3 separate regions of the Mus musculus genome follow, and regions 1 and 2 are each linked to region 3. A link is a loop called in an ENCODE intact Hi-C map of the cell type or tissue named here. Cell type or tissue: gastrocnemius. All regions are shown on one strand.

What was found. Hi-C counts contacts between places; a loop is a spot of excess contacts. Peaks named below come from ENCODE experiments on the same cell type or tissue, not always from the same donor. Only the 100,000 strongest peaks of a DNase experiment are listed, where the experiment ranks them.
Region 1: it touches region 3 in a loop (3-fold over the local background); 17 of 42 quality-filtered maps call a loop at or near these places.
Region 2: a loop joins it to region 3, with 3 times the contacts of the local background. A loop is called at or near these places in 5 of 42 quality-filtered maps.

What each region holds. Positions count from the first base shown.
Region 1 is chr4:154,166,515-154,174,514 of GRCm38, forward strand. It overlaps Megf6 (multiple EGF-like-domains 6), which reads left to right and starts at 4,199. Exons shown (of 37, transcript NM_001162977.1): 1 at 4,199-4,628. The coding sequence starts at 4,510. In gastrocnemius, a CTCF peak has its summit at 754 (motif pointing right); DNase peaks (open chromatin) are centred at 751, 4,209, 5,287 and 5,871; H3K4me3 peaks cover 2,211 bases; H3K27ac peaks cover 274 bases.
Region 2 is chr4:154,204,211-154,212,210 of GRCm38, forward strand. All of the region lies in intron 3 of Megf6 (multiple EGF-like-domains 6), which reads left to right. Among named protein-coding and RNA genes, the nearest start is that of Megf6, 37 kb to the left of the region's middle. In gastrocnemius, no CTCF peak of the experiment used is centred here; DNase peaks (open chromatin) are centred at 468 and 3,271.
Region 3 is chr4:154,269,109-154,277,108 of GRCm38, forward strand. It overlaps Megf6 (multiple EGF-like-domains 6), which reads left to right. Exons shown (of 37, transcript NM_001162977.1): 32 at 539-667; 33 at 785-913; 34 at 1,294-1,422; 35 at 1,515-1,643; 36 at 2,503-2,631; 37 at 4,700-6,613. The coding sequence ends at 4,767. Among named protein-coding and RNA genes, the nearest start is that of Gm52687, 27 kb to the right of the region's middle. In gastrocnemius, a CTCF peak has its summit at 4,102 (motif pointing left); a DNase peak (open chromatin) is centred at 4,084.

The DNA of each region.
Region 1 (8,000 bases), 100 kb before region 3:
GAACTGCCAAGCAAAGTCCAACCCAGAGTGTCATCAGGGTTGTGACTCAGTGACATTTTAGCACACTGCTGGTGGAAGCCACGGCGGCAGGGTGGACGGAGGAAGGGAAAATCCTAGGAGATCCTAGGAGGTGGGTGCTGTAGCCACGGGTTCTGGCCTGGTGTGAATACCACTCAATTCGTGAAAACTCAGGACTAAATAAATAAATATATGTGTGGGCCAGGCATGGTGGCACATGCCTTTAATCTTTAGCATTCAGGAGTCAGAGGCAGGTGGATCTTTTAGTTCAAGGCCAGAATGGTCTACAGAAAGAGTTCCAAGGCAGCCAGAGCTATATAGAGAAACCCTGTCTCAAAAAACAAAAACAAAAAAACAACGAAATGTTTGTGTGTGGTGTATTAATGTTTTGCTTTAATAAATATATTTGTGTTTCACATGATGCTCAATGTCCACAGAGGCTCAGAAGAGGACATTGGATCCCTAGGAATTAGAGTTACAGAGCATTGAGTGACTGGCCATGTGGGTGCTGGGAATCAAACCCAGGTCCTCTAGGAGAGCAGTCAGTGCTCTTAACCACTGATTTATCTTTCCAGACTCAAGGGCAAATTCGATCTTTACCCTGTGAATGGGATGATCAGACCCTAAAGTGGAATGTGACACGTGACCTATTTTCAATAAAGGATAGAACTGATGGCCCACCCTCCTCCTGAAGCCAGCACTGTGGTTCGTCAATATGCCCAAGCCCACAAGAGGGCGCCATGCCAACAGTCCAGTTCCTGCAGATATCCTGAGGTTCTTGACAGCACATTTAAGGCAGTTGCAGCTAAATTCCAAAGTAACTAAAAGGAACTGGATAGATTAACCTCTAAATTAATTTGGAACAATGACCAAGAATTGCCATTATAAGACCAACAAGATTCCTCGGCAGGTAAAAGTGACTGTTGACAAGCCTAATGACCTGGGTTTGACCCCCGTGGCACACATCATAGAGGAAAAGGACCAGTTCCATCAAGTTGTCCTCTGATCCCTACACGTGCACAGCGGCACATGTGATACCCAATAAATGAATGAGTCTAATAAAAAAATTTAAAAGTATCTGCAGGGAAAACCAAGTAACGGATTTCTCAGACCTATGGATACAGCTATGTAAAGCCAATACCCAGAGTTATATCAGGAAGGTCTCAGTGGCCAGCTCTTGCTCTGTCTTGTTCCAGCAAGGAAGGACAACTGACACAACAATTCTAGATGCAGTCATTGGAAACACCCAGAAGCGGGTGCTGCATGTGTTGAGCTAGGAGAGAATATGATATCAGTAGTATCCTGGTGACCAGCTAGCCATTCGTCCTCTCCCTGAATGGCAGACAGGGATGGACTCCGAGTGAGAAAATACACACAACAGATTGAACAACAGAGCAAGCAGCCACCTTCCTGAGCCAAGTGCCTTATGCATTTTCACAGGCATGTTTACATGAGGACATTATCATGCAAGTACTTGATGAACCCGGAGTGCGCTCTCCCCCTCGACTCGCCCCTGCACTTATTTCTGAGTGATGGGGAGACAAGCCGAGTGCACACCTCGTGGAATTGAGCCGCCCTGTTGACCATGTTGTGACTGTCACTCCAGCCCGTGAGACAATTTGAAATAATCATGTCCAACCAGCTGTCGTAATTTGTTAGCTGTAAAGTTGCAATATGCTTGCTGTGAGTTACAGAACTGTATTAAATACATTGTCATTTGATTCCTAGTTTTATGGGGGCATTTTTGTTTGTTTATTTGGCTGGTTTTAAGATAAGGTCTCGTCTGGCCCGGTATGGCATTAAACTTCTGCTTACCCTGACTCCTCCCCCACCCCGCCCCCTGCCCCCCCCCCCCCCCCCCCCGCCAGGGCAAGTGTGTGTAGTGCTGGAGATTTGACCTTGGAAAGCATGCTAGGCAGGCACTCTACCAACTGAGTTATATCCCCAGGTCCTGATTACAATGACAGACTGTAAGTGTCCTCTCTGCTCCACTCTTGTGTTGGGCAATCAGATGCTCAACCATCACCCATGCTCTGAGGAGCCAGACTGGACAGGAAAAGGGTCTGTCTCTCTGGGGCTGGGGTGAGGCTCCAGCCAACATCTGTCTAAGTGACAGGTGCTTGGAGTGTGTGGTCCATGCTTCATCTACCCACACCTGCCCGGGAACAAGGACTCTGTCCGGGGATAGTGGACAGACCACACACTGCCCATGTGTACGCCACCCACCTTAAGAGACACATGCTCGTCTTAACCTAACCACAGGAAGCACCTGATACCCGCCAGGACTCTTCACCTGGCACAGAGGCCTGGTGCCTGGACGGGACATGGGCAGAGATGGAATAGCCTAGGGTCAGTAAAGCTCTGACCCAAGGAAACCTTCAAGTTGAAGGGGTTTAGGAATTCACGCAGGAGGCCACATACCTTTGTAAAATTAGCAAAGCCATTTTACTTCGTATTGTCTCTCTTCAGTAAGGGCCCCACATAGGTTTCGGGATACTAAAAGCACGCCCCCTCCCCCACCCAAGGAGCCGAGAAAATTTCACCCACTCACCTCCAGACTCTGGTCCTGGGGCACGGTTTCACAGAGCAGGTGGTGAACTTCTTCAGGTCCCCATCCCTCATGCACACAAGCATTCACACACGCCAGCGCCGGGAGAGACAGAGGTACAGAGGAGCAAGCTTAAGCGCCTGGGCCCAGTGTACAGTTCCTGTACTTCTCCACAGTGGTGGGCCCCTGGCTGAGGAGGGATATGAGATGAATTCCTGGGTGCAGACATTGGGAGTCCCCCAGAGGGCTCGGGTCAGCCTCTGCTACTGAGATCCAGGGAGGGTCTGGTGATGGGTTTGAGCAGAAGGGTGAGTCCCAGCACAACAATGCAGGGCAAACTGGGGTCCTGTTTGGGGCATCAGGTGGCAAGTTCCAGGACCCATTGCCCTCCAGAATCTGTCTGTCTATCCATCTCTCCCTCCCTCCTTCCTTACTTCCCTCCCTTCTCTATTTCCCCTGAGGTTATACTCCTCTATGTTTACTGCTCAGATCTGAAACCTGAGTTTTCTAAACTCACTCCACTCCCTTCCTTGCCCTCGGTTCCGCATCTGGGCCAGCAGCAGGTCTAAGCTGACAGCACCTGCCCAGTAATGAGACCCACAGTCTTTTGAAATGCGAACTTTTGCAGCGGCATTTCCAGGTCCCCCAGCCAGAGGCCCCCTCAAGCACTTGCTTCAGGGGAAGAGGAGGCTGGAACACCTACCGCACTCCTCAGGGATGGTGGAAGAGGGCAGGCTGGGTCCACCCATCATGTAAAAGGGCAGGCACACCTCTCCAGTAGGACAAGGAGGAGCTGATCCTCACACAACTATCTGCAACTAGTGAGGTCCGCTACCATACCCTCATGGGACTCTCCCAGCTCAGCTTCACAAAGAGCCCCTCTGAGTGTTTGATAAGTCCTGGACTAAGAGATGCCACGTACAGCGCTGGTCAGTCTGCCCCTAACCGCGGAGAAAGTCAAATCAAATCAAAGCCAGGCTTAAAAGACAATAAATACCTGGTGCAGGGAGTCGCCTCACCTCCTAGACCCCTATGCAGGTGCCTAGTGGGACCTACACGCCCACTCCACCCCATGCTACCGTCCCAAAGCACTCAGTACAGAACTGGGAATACGAAAGCCCAGAGGGTGGTGTGTTACCTAATAAAGTCAGTACCCAAAGGAAGTGCCCAGAGGCACTCAGAGGCTGTCCCCCCCTCTACCTCCCGCTCTACTATCCCTCCCTGCTTCTGGGACAGCGGTGGCGGGCGCGCGGACGAGGGGCCAAGGGAAGGTGACTGCAACTCCAAGAATCCAAGGGTGCGCTTGCAGAGGTCTCAGATCTGGATAGAGCGGTGTTTACGAAGTATGGACCGCGCAGACTCGACAGAATTGTTCACTTGGTTGGGGTCAGACCTGGGACTCTCGGTTGCAGAGAGAGGGAGCGCAAGTGAAATTGGAAAGCTTTAGGGGAAAGTACTGGGAAGCGAGCTTAGCCTTAAAGGTAGGACCAGGAGCCGGAGAGGGGAGGGGCTGAAGCGGGGCTGGAAGTGGGCTCTCCCTATTGGGATTGTCTGGGCGGGGCCGAAGGCGGAACGGGCGTGGCTTGGGCTGGGGGTGGGGCCAAAAGGGGCGGGAGCGGGGTCGGGAAAGAGGGGGCTGGGGTCGGGCCGGGGGGCGTGCGGCGGGCGGGCCTGACGTCTGCTGCGTCCCGCTCCGAGTTTGCTCTCCATCACTCCTGGCAAGTGTCTGGCCGCGCCGAACCGAGCGCGAAGGTCTCGGAGGTCCGGGCAACTGTCCCATCTGCACCTGCGGGAACCTCGCGCCCCGCACCTGGCGCGACTGGGTTGTGGTGCTCCGCTGTCCTCTGGGGGTATGGCGCCCGTGAAGACAGCGTCTACTGGCCGTAAGGGCCGCCTGTGAGTCGAAGATCCCAGGACCGAGTGGGAGCGCGACCGCGCGCACTATGCCTGTCGGGGTGGAGGCGAGGGCGTCTTGGCGCGTGGTGGCCCTGACGCTGCTGCTGCTCCCCGCCGTGCCTGCAGCCTCCCAGCCGCTACCCCCGCGCCCGCTGCAGCCGAGCATGTGAGTAGCGCGAGTCGTGAGGCTCCTGGCGGCGAAGCTGACCCGGACAGAACTCGGGGCTTTGTCCCTGGGGCCACAAACAATGGGCTCTTTGCTTTAACTGAGGAGGGGATGGTCTAGACCCGGGGTCCCGGACTGGATTTGGTGCCCTCGAGTCTGCCGCAGGGCCCATAGCCTCCGGGTTCCCGCCCCTGCAGCAAGGGTCCTGCAGACTTAGACGGATGCCGAACTCCGGAGAGGTGAGGAATCCAAGCCCCTGCGGCGCAGGGTCCAGCTGGGGAGCCAGCTTGGAGGCGGCCGAGAGGAAGCAGCCTGGTCCCACTTCCTCCCCAAGCTAGTCTCCTGGGGTCCGAGGGCCTGCGCAGGGGCGGGGGTGCCCAGAGGGGGCTGCCAGCACTGTTTTGTGTGTTAAACACGTGCGCTCTGGGGCCTCGGGAGAAGGAATTCAGTACTAGAATGGGCAGGAAGAGAGGGTCAGGGAGCCAGCGGCGACGGATTTAATTTTGAAAGATGATTCCCCAACAGGCCGGTTAGCGGTCTCTCTTAAACTGCAAAGCGATCCCCCTCTGTTGGCCTCAAAGGAAAACTGGTGCGAAGTGAGACTGAGAGTGGATGTACAGATGAGAGGCCTGCCCCCCCTCACCAGCCCTTCCCCGCAGGGTGCAAGGTGGAGCCTTGTAAACTTGGCAAGGCTGCTGGGGCGGCACGGGGAGTGGACCAGGGACCCTTCAGGCCCTGGTTGGGGCTTCCATTCTGCCAGTTCGGGCATCTTCTCACCCACAGAGGAGACTTGCTGCTTCTGTCCAGGGCTGGCACTGACCGGTCCACTATGTACCTGGCCGTGAGGACAGTGTCATGATTCCCTGGGGAATGAGAGGACAAGCTTCCTACTGGGACAGGTGCCCTCGGGACCTCCTCCCTGGGTCTTGCTTTGGTCTTTGTGGCCATTACAAAAAAGAGCTGGATCTGAGTTGGGGTCCTCTCGTCTATGAACAGAAGCAACCTATGTCCCCGACTTCCGCTGCTCCTTCCTCTTAACTGAGTTTGTTCCTAGGGAGCTTCGGTCCTAGAATGATTATTGCACTAAGCGTGGTGGGCTAGGGCTGCCAGCCTGCCTGTCTCTTTCATGGTTGAGAGGGGCTGCAGACACGGTCTTCCCGAGGTTGGGTGGATGCAATCTGGCACGAGTGGAAACTGTTGCTGGCCCTTTATGGGTTCCCCACCCTGCTCTGTCCGTTCCTGCTGATCTCCCTGGGAGTGGAGCCAAGGGCTTGCTGCCTGTGTCCTGCTCACCTGGGCCCAGGAAGCCTTTAGCTGTTAAAAAAGCTGTTGGAATTAGCTGTGAATGGGTAGCGGGAGAGCCTGACTCTTCTTCCTCTTGATGCAATTTCCAGAGACTGCCTTCCCTTCTTCCTGCAGAAGTGGCTGCATCTCTGCAGCCTGTGCATCCACTTGCTGGCTCTTCTGTGTCCCAATAAACCTGTGTTCTCAGATTGTCCACTTTGGGTGGGTCTGAGTTCCAGGTTGGGCTAAAACCCTGGCTCTCTTCCCCAGACCTACATCTCTTGGGCATCTGCACATGGGCTCTAGCTGGCTGGGCCATCGAGGCAGTTTCATTTGGCCAGACCAGTGGTGATTTATCTCCGTGGGCTTTGTAGGAGGGGCTGCTTAATTTGCTGAACACATGCACAGCAGGTGGAAGCCATGAGAACCAGCTTTTAGAGGTGACCTCGCAGGTTTGCTCTTAGTTCCTTGGAGGAGCAGGGGAGGGGTTCTGGGAAGGCAGCCGAGGACCCTAGGAAATACTTCTTGGCTGATCCTCTCTGCCCTGCTGCCTTTCTCTCCTGGGGAGTTCTGATGAGCTGGCAGGGCCTGGCACAGCTGCCGCACCTCTTTGGCCAGTTTTCCTGAACTGATAACTGCAGAGTTTTCACAGTACTTTGCCCTCCTGCCCACGGCCCCCTACAGTTGGTGTGCAAGCCATGGGCCTCTGTGGGCTCTAGAGCAGCTCTCACTCCCATCCCAGGTGCCCCGTAGACCCCCATGAGTCTGCTGGAACAGCGTGGGTGATTCTCTGGCTGCTGCTGACCACAGGTGCTCAGAGTCAGTGGGTGGAGCATGGCCACCTACTTATTTTTTGCCTCTAAGTGACTTTTCAGCTTGGAGGAAGTATGACCTGCCTGCTTCAGCTGGGGTGGGAATGATTGCTGAACAGCGTAGGGTTGGCATCACTCCTTAAGGGCTTCCCTGCAGCCCTGTGGAGGATGGAGAGAGGTTGCCCATGTGTTGAAGCTCCGACCAGCTCTGCTTGAGGCTGCGCCAGCCGCTTGTTCACATACAGCTTCAAAGCACAGGGCTTCCCCCAGTCTGGAGCCCCTTTGGGCAGCTAGGCTGAGAAACCCAGTGCTGGGGCTTTGGAATCAGCTCACGATGTTGACCCTCTCCTACTACCCAGGCAGGTAGGAGGCAATCCCCACCAACTCAAGTTCCATCTTGCAAGGTGCTCTTTGGGCATACTGGCCCGGAGGGCTTAAACAGCCACATTCTCTGAGACTGAGGCTTCCTCTAGTTTATCTCTCAAGTAGCCCCTCTTTAGGATGTGAGGACGTTGGATGGTGAATGACCAGATGCCCCAGAAGACAGGAGCTGCTGTGCCTACAGAGTGAGGTGGGGGGAGGGGTGGAGTGTGTGTGTGTGTGTGTGTGTGTGTGTGTAGCAGGGGAAGGACTGTGTGTCTGCTGAGCATCCTGTGCTGGTCATGTGCCTGGCAGGAGGCACCTGAGGGTCTCTCTCTGATCTGCCTTTTCATAGTGTTGACATGCCCCAGACAACCACTGGGCTCCTATCCTCAAAGCCTGACACTTCCCCGTGTGCCCGCTGTACCCAGGCCAGGGGTGATCCATGAGGCAAATGAGGCAAATGAGGGAGGTATAGACAAATCCTCCTCCTGAAGCTACAGAGACAGTGTGCCTCCCGCTTCCACACCTTGGTGAAAGGTGTCGTCATTGCCATGAGCTTCCCTGGCCTCTAACTCCTGCAAAGACTGCCAGCTTCTTGGAGCCTCACTCCATCCTTCATCAGAGGCTCTGCAGCTGGGCCGAGGTCCCCTCCCTCTGATGGCACTGGGTCCACCTTGTGGTTTGGGCTTTTCCTTTCCTGCCTTGGTGGGAAGCTGCATGAGAGGGCAAGGAACAGAAAGATGCCTTTGACCTGCTGAGGAGCTTGAATCCCCCACCATGTATGCTTGCCCACACTTCCTAGAAGAGGCACTGTGCCATCCCAGCCCCTCGTTCATGCCATTGAACTGCCCTGTTGGGCTCTTGTAAGAGCTTTGAAGCCTCTGGGTTGCTCTCCTGTCTATGTAGATTCCTG
Region 2 (8,000 bases), 65 kb before region 3:
GACTTGTGGCACTGGGACCACCAAGCCCTAAGTTCAGTCCTGCAGCCCAGGTATCTCCATATCTGTTACATCTGACCCCAGGACCAGCTGACCCTGTAGGCTGGTCCACTGTCACCAGCCCCAGGTGCTCAAAAGTGTTGGATGGACCTCGGGGGCTCACAGCTGTGGGGTGTCTTGGGTGGGAAGGGATCTCAGAGTCTCCATAGGCCGCCAAGGGGCCTGGCCTCAGATGGAGGTGTGTTTAACATTCTTTCTAGAGGCAGGAGGTTCTGGCTTCTTCCAGCCAGAAGACACAGGTTTCTAGGAGCTTCCTGGGAGCTGGCTCTGTTCCTGCTCAAACAACAGAGATTGACTTGTGTCTTGTACCCTCTCTTCCTGGCCATGGCCACGCGCAGGCAGCACTGTCTGGAGAGGCAGACTCTAGGAAATCTGCTCTTAGCTCATCTCCAGGATTCCTGGGGTGCGAGTGTCTGTTCCTGTTCCAGCAGGATGATTAACCGGGAATCTGCAGGTGGGGGAGCTGGCAGCTGCTTCCCAAATCTGCTCTTGGGTCTTAGCCCCAGGCATTCCAGAGCAAGGCCCTGCCCTCTGTGCCCTGTGGTGCCAGGCCTGTACACCGTCATGAGAATCCAGGCCAGCTGATAGCAGGACAGGTACCGTGGGGGGAGGAGGTAGCCGCTGAGGTGCATCCAATCAGGGCTGGCCATGGGGGAGCTGCTGCCCAGGTCACGCTCAGACCAGCATCTCTCTGGAGCCAAGAGCATTGGAGAGGTTGCTCCTCCATGGCAGGCTCAGGGCCCCTGAATCTGGGAGTGAAGGCCTCTAGTGGCTGACTCTGATCTCAGGAGGGAGGCTGTGTCCTTTGATAAGCTTCTTGCACTGGGTGCTAGGTTTCAGTAGCACCAGCCTCCAAGGCCAGGATGGAGTGGTGAGCACGGTGGATCCCAGGCACATTCGTGTTTCCTGAGTGGACATGGCACCCACAGCCAGGGATCCTCTATCTCTCGAGGAACTGCAGTGTGCCTGCTACACAGGAACCCCAAGGTCCTGGGACCTCAGGGCAGAGAGGCCTGCAGGTCCATAGTCACTCAGTTAACTGGACATTTCAGAAGACCTATAGACAGTGGGTGCTATTGGGGGCTGAACCCCAAATGTAGAGATAATCCAGTATGCATTTGGCAACCCCGGGCCCAGAGTCCTCCCTCAGCCCCAGCTTATACTTTCTTGGCCTGCCTTTTCCTCTCGGCTCCCCTGGGAAGGCCTCACTCACCCAGCTGTCTGTGTCTGACCCTCAAGGACTCTTCCAAAATGCTGCCAAGGAAAAGGGATAGGTGTGGTCTGGCCACTGGCCAGCAAGGATGACATCATCTCCTTTCTACCCTGATGTGTTTGGAGACGCACCCCAGGACAATCGCTTCCTCACATGGACAGGAAGTGGCTACATGTCCTAGGACACCTCCCTTTGTGTCTGCACAAGGCAGGCAGGGTCCTTGATGTTGACTGGGCCCTGTGACTTGATGTTCACTGTCACCCAGTGAAAAGGGCCTGACACACATCAGTGGTCCGTTGAGGCTGTCTGCCTTCATGGTGAACTCTTTTCTACCACAGGGCTTGTGACTATATTTATTTGCAAGTTGGGGTGTCTGTCCCCCCTCCGAGCTCCATCCAGCCTATAGCTGCATGCACCTCTTTACTCTTAGTGTTCCTCATTCCATGATCAGCGGTGGACCCTTGAGGTATCTCTCCATTTCCCAGGGGCACCCCCATCCTTGAGAGCCTTCCTGTGTATGCCATAGCCAGCTTGTCCACTCTAGTCTTCTGTGGCCGCATTGCTCCTGGGTAGTATCTGGGTTCCCCTTGGTGATGAGAGGCCTGCAGGCAGGGTGCAGTGAAGACACACCGTCCTCAGTTAAGGAGGTGGAGCTGAGAATACATGGCATTAGAGGTGTCTGTCCCTACGTGGTACTCAAAGCGACGTGACCCATGGACACACAGGAAAAGCTACTCTGCAGCCCCTGTGGAGGAGAGAGCCCCCCACAGGGCTCAGTCCCCACTGCCTCTCCGTTGAACTCTGTGTGTGATCACACAAAGTTGTATAGGTGTTAGGTGGCCAGCGTGCCAGGCATCCTGTGGTTCATGGGGCATGAGTTTTCTGTAAGATTCTCCCATTCACTCTGTAGATCAAGATAATGATGTTTATGTTGTTATAGCAACGTCCAGGCACCGAGCTCTTTAGGGGACTTCGGTGTGGCCATCACCTTGTATCTGGAGACGTTTGCAGGGCTGAGCTGGTGGCCTGCTTTCCCTTGGCCGAGTTGCAGGGCTGGTGTGGTCAGTGGGCAGGGGTTGGCAACAGGCTCCAACCTGTCTGTAACCCTCTGCATTCTGTCTCCCAGGACTGCACGCTTATCTGGGTTATTTGGATTTTATATGGGGAGAAAGTGCTTGGCTACAGGCTCTTCTGGAGCCTGTGGTTGGAACATCCCACACCTCTTGGCCTTGTCAACTCAGGATCTCCCCACCAGTTAGATCAGGGCCTCTCTGGTACTGAGGATTTGAACCTGGCCCTGGCCAGCTGCTCTTTCCTGTGAGTTTCTGGGTCTGTAGTCCAGAAGTGGAGGAATACAGGATGCAGAATGAGACCTGGAATTTGCAGGCCGGGGTGAGCGAGAGCTCAGGGAAGGCATATCTTAACCACATCCCCTATGGATCTGAGACTACACATTGGGCATGACCGTGGTTACATGTGGCTATGTGTGGTGACTCCTGGGAATGAGGAGAGCTGTGCTATACAGAGTGGGAATACCTGTTTGGGTACTTGTGACCGTACAGGGAGAGACTAAGGGATTCTTTTCTGTCACTCTGTCCAGTGGGCGGCCTCCGAAGGCTGCTTGCAAAGGTCCTTGGTTAGTGTAGTCTCCGTGGCCTGGATGCTCAGACAGCCTCATAGTGACCAGGTACTGCACTGGACAGGACTTGGTGCCTGTTGTACTAGTTGATGCCCTCTCCGCCTCTGGAGGAAGGGCCTAGAACTTAACAGTCCAAAATATGCCTGTTCTCTTAGGGTTGCTGGCCCCTAGTCCCTTGTCGCAAGAGCTGGGGCACCCAGCTTTCCATATCTTTCATACCTTTCCCTGGGTGGCAGGAAATCTTGAGAGAGGAACCCTGAGACAAGCTGGGTCTGGCACTGGGCAGATTTAGAGGTTCACAGACCCTCTTCTGGAATAGCGCGTGTTTTGGTGCCTTGTACTCAAGGTGGTGTGCTGGTGCCCTCTGGTGGCTATGAGAGGCTCATGCCTGCCTAGAATTTAGGGTCATGAGAGCAGTCATGATCGATCAATCAGGACAAAGATAGTCTGTGCCCAGCATGGTGGGGAGGGCATAGGCACAGGTCTGTCAGGTGTAGGGTACAAACGCCTGTCTTGAGGACTCTCTCTGGTTTTGGGGGCCTGAGGGTGGAGAAACAGAAGGTCCATGGAGGAGCAGGTAGAGTTACCTGGGGAAATGGCAGCTGGGCTGGAGACTGGGGCTAGGTTTGTCTATGATGACAATAGTCCAGGACACAAATAGATCCCAGTGTAATGGGGACAGGGAAAGTGAATCCCCATTAGTGATGAGCCATGGGTATAGGGAGAGGCTGTAAGGGCTCTGGTATGGATGTGGAGGTTTTTGGAACGTTTCCTGAACCAAGGAGGGTTTGGGAAGGAACAAGCTATTGGGGTCCTGAGAATGGGTGAGGCAGGGAAGTGCCCTGAGGAAGAGGACTCAAGCCTTCAGGTACAAGGCACAGCAGGATGGGTAGGGCCACAGCCCTCCTTTATCAGAGATAGTGCAGCCTGAGCCTGCTCCACTCAAACCCTGTCTCCTGGTGGCCTTATGAAGAACAAACAGCCCTCACTCCCCAACCTTCCTACATCTTAGTTCCTTTCCCCTCCACTTTTCAGTGTGTGTGTGTGTGTGTGCATGCACATATGTGTGTATGTATCTGTGTGTGTTTCTGTGTATATATATATCTGTATATATGTGCATGTGTGCATCTGTGTGCATGCATGTGCATGTATGCCTATTTCTATGTGCATATATGTCTATGTGTGTATATCTATGTGTGTATGCATATACCTGTGTGTGTGTCTGTCTGTGTGTGAGTGTATCTCTGTGTGAATCTGCATGTGTGTATCTGTGTGCATGCATGTGCATATGTATGTGTGTGGGGTTGTAGGTTGTGCTCCTGCAGATTCAAATATGACTTTGTAAGCCTGCCTCGATCTTCCTCCACATTATCCACTAAGGCAGGATCTTAGTTGAATCCAGAGCTCACTAGTTTGGCTTCTAGGATATCCTGCATCTCTGTCTTCTGATAGGCTGACATGAGCACTGGGGATTTGAACTCTAGCCTTATGCTTGCATAGCGAGCATGTTACTCACTGGCTTGCCTCTTAGTTCCAATACACCTGTAGTATGATATTTGTTTGTAGAATTTATGCCCAAACCAGATCCTGTATAGACTAAAATCCAGGTCCAGGCTCTCTGCCTTCAATAAGCATTCTCTTAACAAATGTTTACTATTCTTTATGTGCACAGGGCACATCAGAGGGACTCTACTACAGGTGTGAGATGTGGCCTGTTCATGGGGACCTGTAACCAGCAAGAAGGCAGATGTGACAGGCCAATCACAGAGACACTCAGCCAGCCTGGGGCCAATACTGACTATGTGATCAGGGTTAGTCAGCAGGCAAGGAGACAAGGAAAGGTGTGGGAGCAGCAGATAAGGGTGAGCAGAAGTCCCCAGGTGGGGTGGGTTTCCCCATTAGACACAGGTGGCCTCTTTGGAGAGGCCTTCAGCCAAGTCCTGGGTGCCAGGGGATAGCCAGTGCCCGGCTCTGGAGCAAGTGCATGGAGGAGCTGCTGATCTGGCCATGTGTTCGGGATAGGGCAAGGCAGATGCTTGGCTGGCCAGAGGATTGCATGTATGCAGCCCTCCCTCATAAATCGGGAGAGCGTAAGTGGACAGCTGGCCAGCTCTGACTAAGTCTGACACCCAGGGTAGGTTCCCAGCCAGGCCCAGCTCCATCCCTGGCAGGGTGCTGAGCTCTGCTGGAGGGAGCTGTAGAAAAGGGAAGAGCGTCCCAGACTCTCTAGTTCTTGGCCCAGAAACTAAGCAAGAGGCAAAGCTGGTCATAGCTGGTCACCAGACTATGGGGGAGGAGGGAGGGCGAAATATGAGCTGAGATCTTCCAAACCTGGGAGAACCAGAAGTCAGGGTTCCTGACAGAGTGACAAGGGGAGATTGGGGCAGACAGGGAGGTAGAGGCAGAGGCACACTAGGAAAGGGGCTCCCAGCATGCCTGGCTGGCCCCCAGGGTGCTGCTAGCTTGGTGCTGATCTCCCCCGCTAGTCCGTCCTCCTGGCAGAAAAATGAAAGGTTCAGAGTCATGGTCATGGCAGGGAGTGAAGACCTGGACGTTTGGGGGATCTGAGGAATGTTCTTGGCTTCTTCTGAGCCTTTTACATCTTGTCTTGTTTTCTGAGAAACAAATGGAAAAGAAAAAAAAAAATATCCAAAGCCCATTCCTACACTTTTGGCTGCTGGTGTATATAAACAGAGGGAACCTGACAGTTCTTGGAGAGCGAGAGGGGGGTGGGAGGGCCAGCTAAGGAGGCCTGTGCTCTCCCCTGGTTTTGGTCACTGGTTCTGCAGCTGCAGGGGTCTAGGAGGGAGGCTCTTTTCCTATGCAGTCAGGAGCATTATCTATTCCACACCTGCCCTAGCCCCCTGGGGCCCAGCCCCAGTCCTGAATGAGCACTGTGTCACCTGCTGTGAGGTGGCTGCAAGGTCATGCTGATTCCTAATGCCTCTGTCAAGAGCCTGGAGGGCTGAGTCCTGGGCTGAGGGCAGGAGGAAGCAGGAGTCTCTCTGTCTCAGCGACTGTGTGGAGCCTTTGGGTCCTGTCCCATCCTGTCACTCCTATGTCTGACTTTCCATGATGTCTTCCCCTCATTTTTCTCGGGCCTCAGCTCTTGGCTGAGAGGAAATCCTGAGCTGTTCCTCAGCTTTCGGGTTCCATTAGAGGGCAATGTGATCCTCCCACCGCTGTCCTCCCTCCGCTGTCCTTCATGTTAAGCTGGCGGTTGGAGGCTCCCTCCATGTCCTCTGGCCAGAGCCAGTGGTCTTCTCCACTGCACACAACCTTAGTGTTCCCTGTGATGTCTGTCTTCTGCTGAATAAGGCTCTCTAGAAGCCTCTGAGGAGATGTCACCCAGGGCCACCTCTGTGCCTGGCCTAAGGGTGAAACACAGGGTCTGCGGCTTTGCCCTGCCTTCCAGGGACCCTGGAACTGTGGACAGGCATGGGCCTGAGGGCACTGGGGCTTGTGTGTGTGTGTTTGTGTGTGTGTGTGTGTGTGTTTGTGTGTGTGTGTGTGTGTGTGTGTGTGTGTGTGTGAAGAGGCCAGCTGTGGAGGAGACTCCCTTTCTTAAGCAGAGCTGTTGGCCAGCTGCTCCTGTAGCTGCCACAGTGGAGGCCTGTGACTTTCCCAAAGAGCTTACCCAGTGGTCTTAGATCTTTAGGCAGGTGGGGGAGGTCTTTCTGGTTATTTCTGAACCACCATGTCTTGTCTCCAAGTTGCCCTGGAAGCCATGGTGTGTGGTGTGTGGCGTGTGTGTTGCATGTGTCTGGTTTGTATGTGTATAGCATGTATGTGTGGTAAGTGTGCTGTGTATGGTGTGTAGTATGGTGTGTGCATGTGGTATGTAGGTGTGTGTGTGTGTATGCGTAACTGTGATGTGTGTGGTGGTGTGTTTGTGTGTGATGTGTGGGTATGTGTATGGTGTGGTGTATGTGTCTGATTTCTATGTGTGTGGTATGTGTAGTTTGTGTGTGTGTGGTGTCTATGGTGTGTATGATATATATGTGTGGTGTATGCGGTATTGATGTGTGATGTGTGTGTATATATGTAGTGGTGGGTATGTGTGTGTGTGTGTATGGTGTTGGTGTATAGTGTGTATATGTGTGATACATGTGTCTGATTATATGTGTATGGTGTGTGTGATATGTGTATAGTATGGTGTATAGTACGGTGTGTGCATGTGGTATGTGGGGGTGTGCTTGTGATGTGTGTGGTGGTGTGTATGTGTCTAATTTGTATGTGTGTGATATATTTGGTGTGTGTAGTGTATGTGTGTGTGTTTGGTGTGCATGTGTGTGTAGTGTGGTGCATGTATATGGTGTGTGTGCTTTAGTTTTGAGGTATTGTGGGAACAACAGTTGTGTGTGTTTGTAGTGGTATGTATGTGTGTATGTGTATGGTAGGGCGTGTGTGTGTGTGTGTGCGCGCGCGTTCGCGAGCACATACTGGCTCCCAGCCTTCTTTCCCTCTCCAGCTTCCTGTTGGAAAGTATCGTTAAACCCCTGGCTCATCCACTGTGCATGGTTCACTGAAGTGAACTGAGCTGGCTACATACTTGTGCTAACGACTTCTGACATGCTGGAAGGGGGGAAGGTAAAGCAGCCAGAGCTTGGGCAGGTGATGGCCTGATGCTCATCCCCGGGAGGGAGCCACACGGTGGAAGGAGAGACCGGAGGCCTGCAAGCTGTCTTCTGACTTCCACAAGCATTGTGGCACGAGTGTTCACACACAGACTTGCACATGAAGTAAACAAACAGAATTGCAATGTGAGAAGATGACGTTTCTGGGGACCAGGAAGAGAGGGGTTGGAGACAGGAGATGTGGCGGGCACAGACAATATGCTGCATTGCCTCATGGAGGACCCGTGCCACTCCTGTTCAACACCCTGGAATGTGAGGCACCCAGTGTGAGTCCTGAGCTTGGGGTCACAGTGGTATGCCACCCTTCTGCACAAATGCCCCCTCCCCCATGTGACATTAATAAGGAGTCGATAGAGCCGGGAGGCTCAGCAGCTAACAGCACAGCTGCTCTTCCAGAGGAGCCAGCTTTAATTCTCTGTACCCACACGGTAACTCCAGCCCCAGAGTATCCAGC
Region 3 (8,000 bases):
CACAAGCTGGAATAGTGACACATGGGTAGACCAGGGGACAGTGGTCCTGACCCACACCACCAGCATACTTGCAGCTCCTCCCTCACAAAGGCTGTTCTCGGAACCCTTGTTCTCAGCCTAGGACTGGTGTAGTCAGATTAGAAGTCCAAGGCCAGGCTGCAGCCAGGATGGCACCTGGTCCCGCCTCACAACTAGGAAAGACAGCCGTGTGTAAGGTGGTCAGCAGCAGGCCATGCCTGACCCTGGGTCTCCAAGGCATACATTCTCAGCCCTGAGGAAGTGATCGGAAGCCTTCCTGACTCCTAGCTGGCTGTGTGGGTACTTACTTACAGTCAGTCCCCTGAAGACCGTGGTCCCTGTTATCAGACCTGATGGTGGCTGCCCAGAATTCTGAGGGATTCTGTGAGGGAGGGGAAAGCCAGTACTAGGCGGCTCAGGAAGCATTTGTGGAACGAACATCAGTCTGTGTGGGGACATGTCCGAAAGCACGTCCAGCCTTGGCCAGAGTTCTCTTGTTGTGCCCGCCTTCTGCCCCTAGGCTGTCCCCAGGACCGGTTTGGCAAGGGCTGTGAACACAAGTGTGCCTGCAGGAATGGGGGCCTGTGTCATGCTACCAATGGCAGCTGCTCCTGCCCCCTGGGCTGGATGGGGCCACACTGTGAGCACGGTGAGTGTGAGGGGTGGCTGGTCCCTGAGAAGGAGGCGGAGTTTGGGGGCCTGGGAGGCTGTGTAGGGGTGGTGAGTCAGGGAGCAACTAAGAATCCATTTGCCCGTCCCTGCACAGCCTGCCCTGCTGGGCGCTATGGTGCTGCCTGCCTCCTGGAGTGTTCCTGTCAGAACAATGGCAGCTGTGAGCCCACCTCCGGCGCTTGCCTCTGTGGCCCTGGCTTCTATGGTCAAGCTTGTGAAGACAGTGAGTGGGGCTGTCCCCTTCCCGTGTGTATGCTGTCTAGGCTGGTCCTGGCTCATGAAGACAGTGGTCATCCTCTCAGGCATTGCTCATGGGGAGAGATGGGATGGCCAGTCTCTGAGGCTGGAAGGGTCTGCTCAGGGTCACACAGGACAGGTGGAGATGGGCTCCCATGCTAGTGCCTTCTGATGCTTCTACCTTGCCATGTGAGCCCTGGCTGGCATGCAGAAGCTAATGGTGGAAACTGGGAGGGAGGGAGAAAGGGAGGCTCGGACACACAGGAAAGGTCCTCTCTCCGCTCTTGGATTTGGTCCTTTGCCCACTCTGGGAAAACGAGGGGGTTTCTGCTGCCTTTGCTTGGCCTAACTCGGATCCCTCTCCAGCCTGCCCTGCCGGCTTCCATGGATCTGGTTGCCAGAGAGTTTGCGAGTGTCAACAGGGCGCTCCCTGTGACCCTGTCAGTGGCCGGTGCCTCTGCCCTGCTGGCTTCCATGGCCAGTTCTGCGAGAGGGGTGAGTGTTTGCCTCCCCCTGACGACCCCTGTGCTCTTTCCTGTCTTGGTTAATTTGGGGGAAGGGAACATGGATCCCATTGCCTCCACCAGGGTGCAAGCCAGGCTTTTTTGGAGATGGCTGCCTGCAGCAGTGTAACTGCCCCACGGGTGTGCCCTGTGATCCCATCAGCGGCCTCTGCCTTTGCCCACCAGGGCGTGCAGGAACCACATGTGACCTAGGTGAGTGTGGGCTCCTTCCCAGGATGAGATGTAGGGGTAGGGCTACACTAACAGCAAATATCAATCATATGGGTTGTCTGCCTGCCTGCCTGCCAGGCCTCAGACTAGGCACTGTGCCCTCCTGTGATCTCTGCTTCTCCCTGCACCCTCTGAGGGCTGTGGCAGTGGCCAGAAGATGATATACCAAGCATAGACATCCATCGGAGCTGCCAAGGCTAGGGTCATGCTCTGTGGTAGCCTTAGAGTCTTGGGACTCTGTCTGGGTATCATGAGAATGGCTCTAGCGAGGTAGAAATATGTCTCTGACTTAACAATCGTGGCCATGACCCTTTTAGACCAGACTGCCTGGGGCTGTAAAAGTGGCCTAGTGACTTGTGGATTCATCCAGCCCTGGGGACAGCAGCTGTGGCTACTGCCTCACCAACCCAGGCAACAGGCAGGAATGCGTGTGGGCCAGTGCTTCTCCATTTAAGAGCTCAAGGTTAGGCCGAGCATGGTGGCGCATGCCTTTAATCCCAGCACTTGGGAGGCAGAAGCAGGTGAATTTCTGAGTTCGAGGCCAGCCTGAACTGGTCTACAGAGTGAGTTCCAGGACAGCCAGGGCTGCAGAGAAACCCTGTCTCGAAAAAGCAAAAAAAAAAAAAAAAAAAAAAAAAAAAAAAAAAAAAAAAAGCTCAAGGTTATAAAACTCAGATATTTTAGAAGTAGATAGGAACTGTTAACCTTTTCAGGGAAAACTGAGGCCCACGGTCTTCTCCACTCCCTTCCCATAGGACATCGTTCCACCTGAGCTCTCCGCCCAGGTCCAGGCAGATGTGACAGTGCTCATGTTTCTCTCTCCCACCTCCTGCCTCTACAGATTGCAGAAGAGGCCGCTTTGGGCCGGGCTGTGCCCTGCGCTGTGATTGTGGGGGTGGGGCTGACTGCGACCCCATCAGTGGGCAGTGCCACTGTGTGGACAGCTACACGGGACCCACTTGCCGGGAAGGTGAGTCAGGTTCCCAGAGGAGGAATTGAAGACTCCCATCTCTGGTCAGGAATCCACCCCTTGCCCCAAGACCAAGTGGTGGAGCCTGACCAGTCAGTGAGAAACTTGGCCATCCCTTCCTGGCACCCAGAGTCCACACAGCTCCCGGTGGTGATGAGGAGGCCTCAAGCCACTTCCCATGGCAGGAACAGGTTGCACTGCCAGCCTAGAGCATCAACCCTTTCCCCAGAGTGACCCTGCAGATTACAGTGTGAGCTCACAGATCCATATGCAGGCAGGGATGGGCGATTCAGTATGGGGGGGTGCATACATGAATGCCCATGTATCTGTGAGCAATGATGCATGTTAGCCAGGACATGCAAGTACATCAGTGTGTTGTGAGCTACTGAGTGTGCACACGTGCCAGCATGTCAGAGCAGTGATAGAAGCATGAGAGGGCAACTATGCATGCACTGTGTGTGTGTGTGCGTGCGTGCGTGCGTGCACGTGCTCCAGATATGCGTCCTGCTGGTGCATGCACCCCGGGTGTGTGTGTACTGCAGGTGTGTCCTGCTCATGTGTGCACTCCAGGTCTGTTTGTGAACTCCAGATATGTGTGCACTCCAGGTGTTTATGCATGCTGCAGGTGCATGCACACCAGATGTGTGTGCACTCCAGGTGTGTCCTGCTCATGTGTAAACTCCAGGTGTGTGCACTCCAGGTGTTTATGCATGCTGCAGGTGTATGCACACCAGGTATGTGTGCACTCCAGGTGTGTGTGCACAATCCTCCTGGTGCATGTATGATCTTTCTCAATACCTCAGCAAACTCGGCCTGGGGAGCCAACAAGCGGCACCATAAGGGCTTGGGCTATCCACAGGGGTGCCTTACAGGTGGGAAGTACAGTCCCATAGAGCAAGTGTGCATCTTCCTGGTGTGTGCACACAGTGCATGTTCTCTGGGTCATGCATGGGCTTTAGTTCTGCATTTTATGGGTGAGTATATGTCCCATGTATATATTCTTCAGGTATGTGTGTGCTCCGTGTGTACATACATGGCTTCAGGTCTACCCGTGTGCCCACATCTTTGTGCATATTCTGGTGGTGTCTGTGCACCAGATGTGTGTACTGTGTTGAATCCAAATGCATGTGTTACCTACCTAGGACAGGCATGCATGCTCCAGTCCACGTGTGCACTCATGGTTTATTGTACACTTGTGCCTGAGTGTACCCACATGCAGAGCTGAGGCAGTAGTCCCTTGACCCCCAAGTCCCCGAGGCTCTGCGGGACTGCACCTCCCACCTGCAGGGCAGAGCTGGGGATACCGCACCCCTGTGGATAGCCCAGGCTCTTATGGTGTCCTTGTTGGCTCCCCAGGCCCAGTCTGCTGAAGGTGTTGAGAAGGATTTCTGCAGAGGGAGAAGGGAGGCTATGTACCTGGTGGGAGGGAGGTGCCTGGGTACATAATGCTACCCACAGTGACCTCCAGTGGTAAAATGTGGTACTACACCCTAGGACATCCCTATGTACATTTAGCATAGACATTTATTTAGCACATCTCTGAAGATAGGACCGTGGGGAGGGCATTGGGAGTCCTGGGGTGGGATTAGCTTAACTTTGGGCAAAGCCTTCCCCAACCAGCCTCAGAACCCTGCTCCAACCCTTCTTGGAGGTTGGCAGAATGGGAGCTGATCAGACCCCCCCCTCCCCCCAAATGCTTACAGTAAAGTGGAGAAGGACCTGCTGGTGGACATGTGGGGTCCCGGTGGGTGTGGGTAACTAATGCCTTACTGCATCATTACTGGGGGCAGCTGTCACCCAGCTAGCTCATGCCCAGCCTAGGTGATAGGTGCTTGCCCAGGGGCTGCTCTTTGGTTAAGCCTGGAGGAGGAGTCCCATACGAGGATGAACATTTTTGCTTCCCTGGACCTTGGAGATGGGGCTGGACCACATGGGGGAGGGGGATGGGCTATTGTCTTTACCAGGCTTTGCTGATGAGGGAAGATGACAATGTTAGCCTGGAATGTGGCTGTTTTGAGGGTTTCCACCCCACCTTATTGCTAAACCTCTTTTCTTCCCATGTCCTCAGTGCCCACACAGCTGTCCTCTATCAGACCAGCACCCCAGCACTCCAGCAGCAAGGCCATGAAGCACTAACTCAGAGGAACGCCCACAGAGGCCCACTACTGTGTTCCAGCCCAAGGGACCCAGGCCTCTGCTGGTGACTAAGATAGAGGTGGCACTTTTGGATCCACACCTCTTCTGGAAAGCCATGGATTGCTGTGGACAGCTATGGATAGTCATATAGCCACACACCCGGGCTCCATGGTCATGGGGAAGAAGGCCTCCTTTGGACACAAGGAATCCAGGAAGTCGGCTGGGCTTCGGGCCACTGTTTACATGGGGACCCTGCAGGCTGTGCTGTGGAATCCTGGCCCTCTTCAGCGACCTGGGATGGGACCAAGGTGGGAATAGACAAGGCCCCACCTGCCTGCCAGGTCCTTCTGGTGCTAGGCCATGGACTGCTGCAGCCAGCCAACTGTTTACCTGGAAATGTAGTCCAGACCATATTTATATAAGGTATTTATGGGCATCTCCACCTGCCGTTATGGTCCTGGGTCAGCTGGAAGCTGCCTGACCCCAGAACTTAGGCAGTGGCCTGTGGGGTCTCCAGCAAGTGGGATCAAGGGTTTTGTAAAACCCAGTGAGTTAAAGGCACAGTGGTGTCCCCATTGCCTGGGTTTCTGTGCTTTCTGTAGACTCCGTGGGTCCTTCCAAGAGCAGGTGGCCTGAGGGTTCTTGAATGGGAACCTCCTGTACCCCTCTGTAATGACATGCATGTAATGTAATGCTTCAGTCACCTTAGGGTTCTTCCTGACTTCCAGCTCTAGGGCATGAGGCAGTGCCTGTCAAGGTGAATTGTTCCAGAGAACACATTGATGCCTGAGACACCTCCAGAGACTACAGAACAATGTCCCAGAGGGAGCAGGGCAGGGGTAGTGTGGAAGGAAATCCATGCTTAACCAAGCCAGCTGACCCCCTGCCTCAACACAGTGATGGACAGGCAGCATCACAGGAGCCAGGCCTCTGCTCTCACTCAAGCCCCTTGTTTTGGATCTGGGTGGTGGCTGCCTCCTCCCTCTCCCACTGCATCCGAGGCAGCTGAAACCTCCAGGGACACTTCAAAGGCCGCAGTGGTGTGGCCAGTAGTGGGGAGCAAGTCAGTCGGCCACTGTATAGAGACTTAGGTTAAAGCAGAGGGATGGAGCAGAGAGTGGGGTGGAGCGTTGTGTGAATGTGAAGCAGGCAGTATGGGGACGAAGGAGGAATTCTAAAGCACCCAGAGGGAAAAGGGTTTTAAGAATCAGACTGGCCAGAAACTCTACAAGGGAGGGGCTGGCAGCCAGGAAATGGTGGTGATGTCACAGGTATTGAAAATATACAATTATATCCAGCTAAACTATCACCATGCCCACAGGTTCACCCATGTCTAATTTGGAAATATTTTTGGGAAGAGCCTAAGAGACCTCACGGCACACTTCCTACATGGCCATCATGAGGAGAACTGAAATTTTCCTTCTAAACCACAGGTCAACCCCAGGCTGGGTAACTGTGGGGCAGACACAAGGGAAGTCAGAGACAGGGCATCACCGGTCCTGTGACAGGCAGAGAGGCAGCAGCTGTAGCCAGCAGAGGTAGGAGATAGAGAGGCCCACTTTAGCCCACCTGAGGACCAAGGTCCACCCAGGGACAGGAAGGGAAAGAGAAACAGGGATGGAAAAAGCAGGCTAACAGGGCCTGAGCAGATAGTGATCCAGACTTCACTAAGAGTCATATGATCTTGGCTGGCAAGGTGGTTCAGGGGGTTAAGGCCCTTGCTACCACGCCTGACAACCTGACTTAGTTTCCCCTGTGATAGAAGATTAGTGACTTCCACGGGTTGTCCTCTGACCTCCTCATATATACCCCCAATAAATATTGTAATTATTTTTTTTAAAGCAAGTCACAGGATCTAGCCTGTAAGAGCCAGTTGGAGGGTAGAAGTACAACCATGGCCAGAAGAGCTGCGGAGGATGTTTTTAAAGGTTTGTTTTTAGGATTCACGTGAACGAGGCTGCCTGTGGAGGCCAGAGGCATCAGATCCCATGGGACTGGAGTTCCAGGGTCTGAGCCGCCTGATGTGGGTCCTGAGAAGTGACTGCAGGTCCTCTAGAATAGAGTGTATTGCTCTGACTGCTAGGCCATCTCTTCAGTCCCTGAGGAAGGAGCTTTACTGTTGTGAAGGTACAAAGCATTGTGGCTATCCACACACACACACATATATGGACACATGCATGCACACAATACACATACACGAACACGCAAACATGGGCACACACACACACACGCATTTATGCATGCACACACACTCACATGAATAGGTGCTCAAAAATCCAGGGCAATGGTGGCTATCACGGGGAGAGAGAAATGCATTACGATGTCATGTAACACACTCCATGTAACCGTTAGGTTAGGCAAACCAAAAAGCAAGGATCCAATCTGTAAAAGCTTTAGCATGTTACGTGCTTGAGATATTTGTTTATAGATACCTGCTTACATTTACATGGATTCTTTATGCCCATCAATAGGGCTGTGGGTGTCAGGGGGAGGTACTGGAGATCCAACTGGGGCCCATCACACACTAAGCAGATGGTCTTATCACCTGGCTAGTGGTAAGAAAGCCAACATTCTCTCCTTTGAAGACTAACAAGCCCATCATACTGTGGTTGGTTGACTGCCTGCCTGTTTGAGATAGGCCTTGCTATTAGCCCTGGCTAGTCTGGAGTTTGCTATGTAAAACAGTTGACTTGGATTCAGATGTTTCCAAGTGCTGGCATTACTGACAGGCATGCACAACCGTGCCGGACCAGACTGATATGTTTTTAAATATGAAGTGGAAAAAATAAGGGAGAAGCAGCTACAGACAGTGAGAGACTTAAAGAATGTGACGGGCAGCTGTGTGCGAGCACTCGCCACTCTCGCAGACTCTCAGAGGTCTAGGGTTCAGTTCCCAGCAATGACATGGTGGACCATAATTCCCCTTAACCTCATTTCGAGAGACTCTGACACCCTCTTCTGGCTTCACCAGGGTACCAGGCATGAAGGCCAAGCACCCCTTCACGTAGAATATTTTCTTAAAAAGTTAAAAAAAAGGGGGGGGGGATAGTGGGGTCAAAGCTACAGTCTTAAGTGAGGTGGCAGGGAAGTTGGGTCCTGGGGTAGAGCCCCCATGTCAGTGTCTCTTGTAGCCACCAGAAGGCCTGAGAGAGAAACCCTCACCTTGTGGCTGGTGGTGATAGTCATTAGGCAGCCCGGCGGCATAAGGAGTCAGGAATGTTCTGGAAGGACTA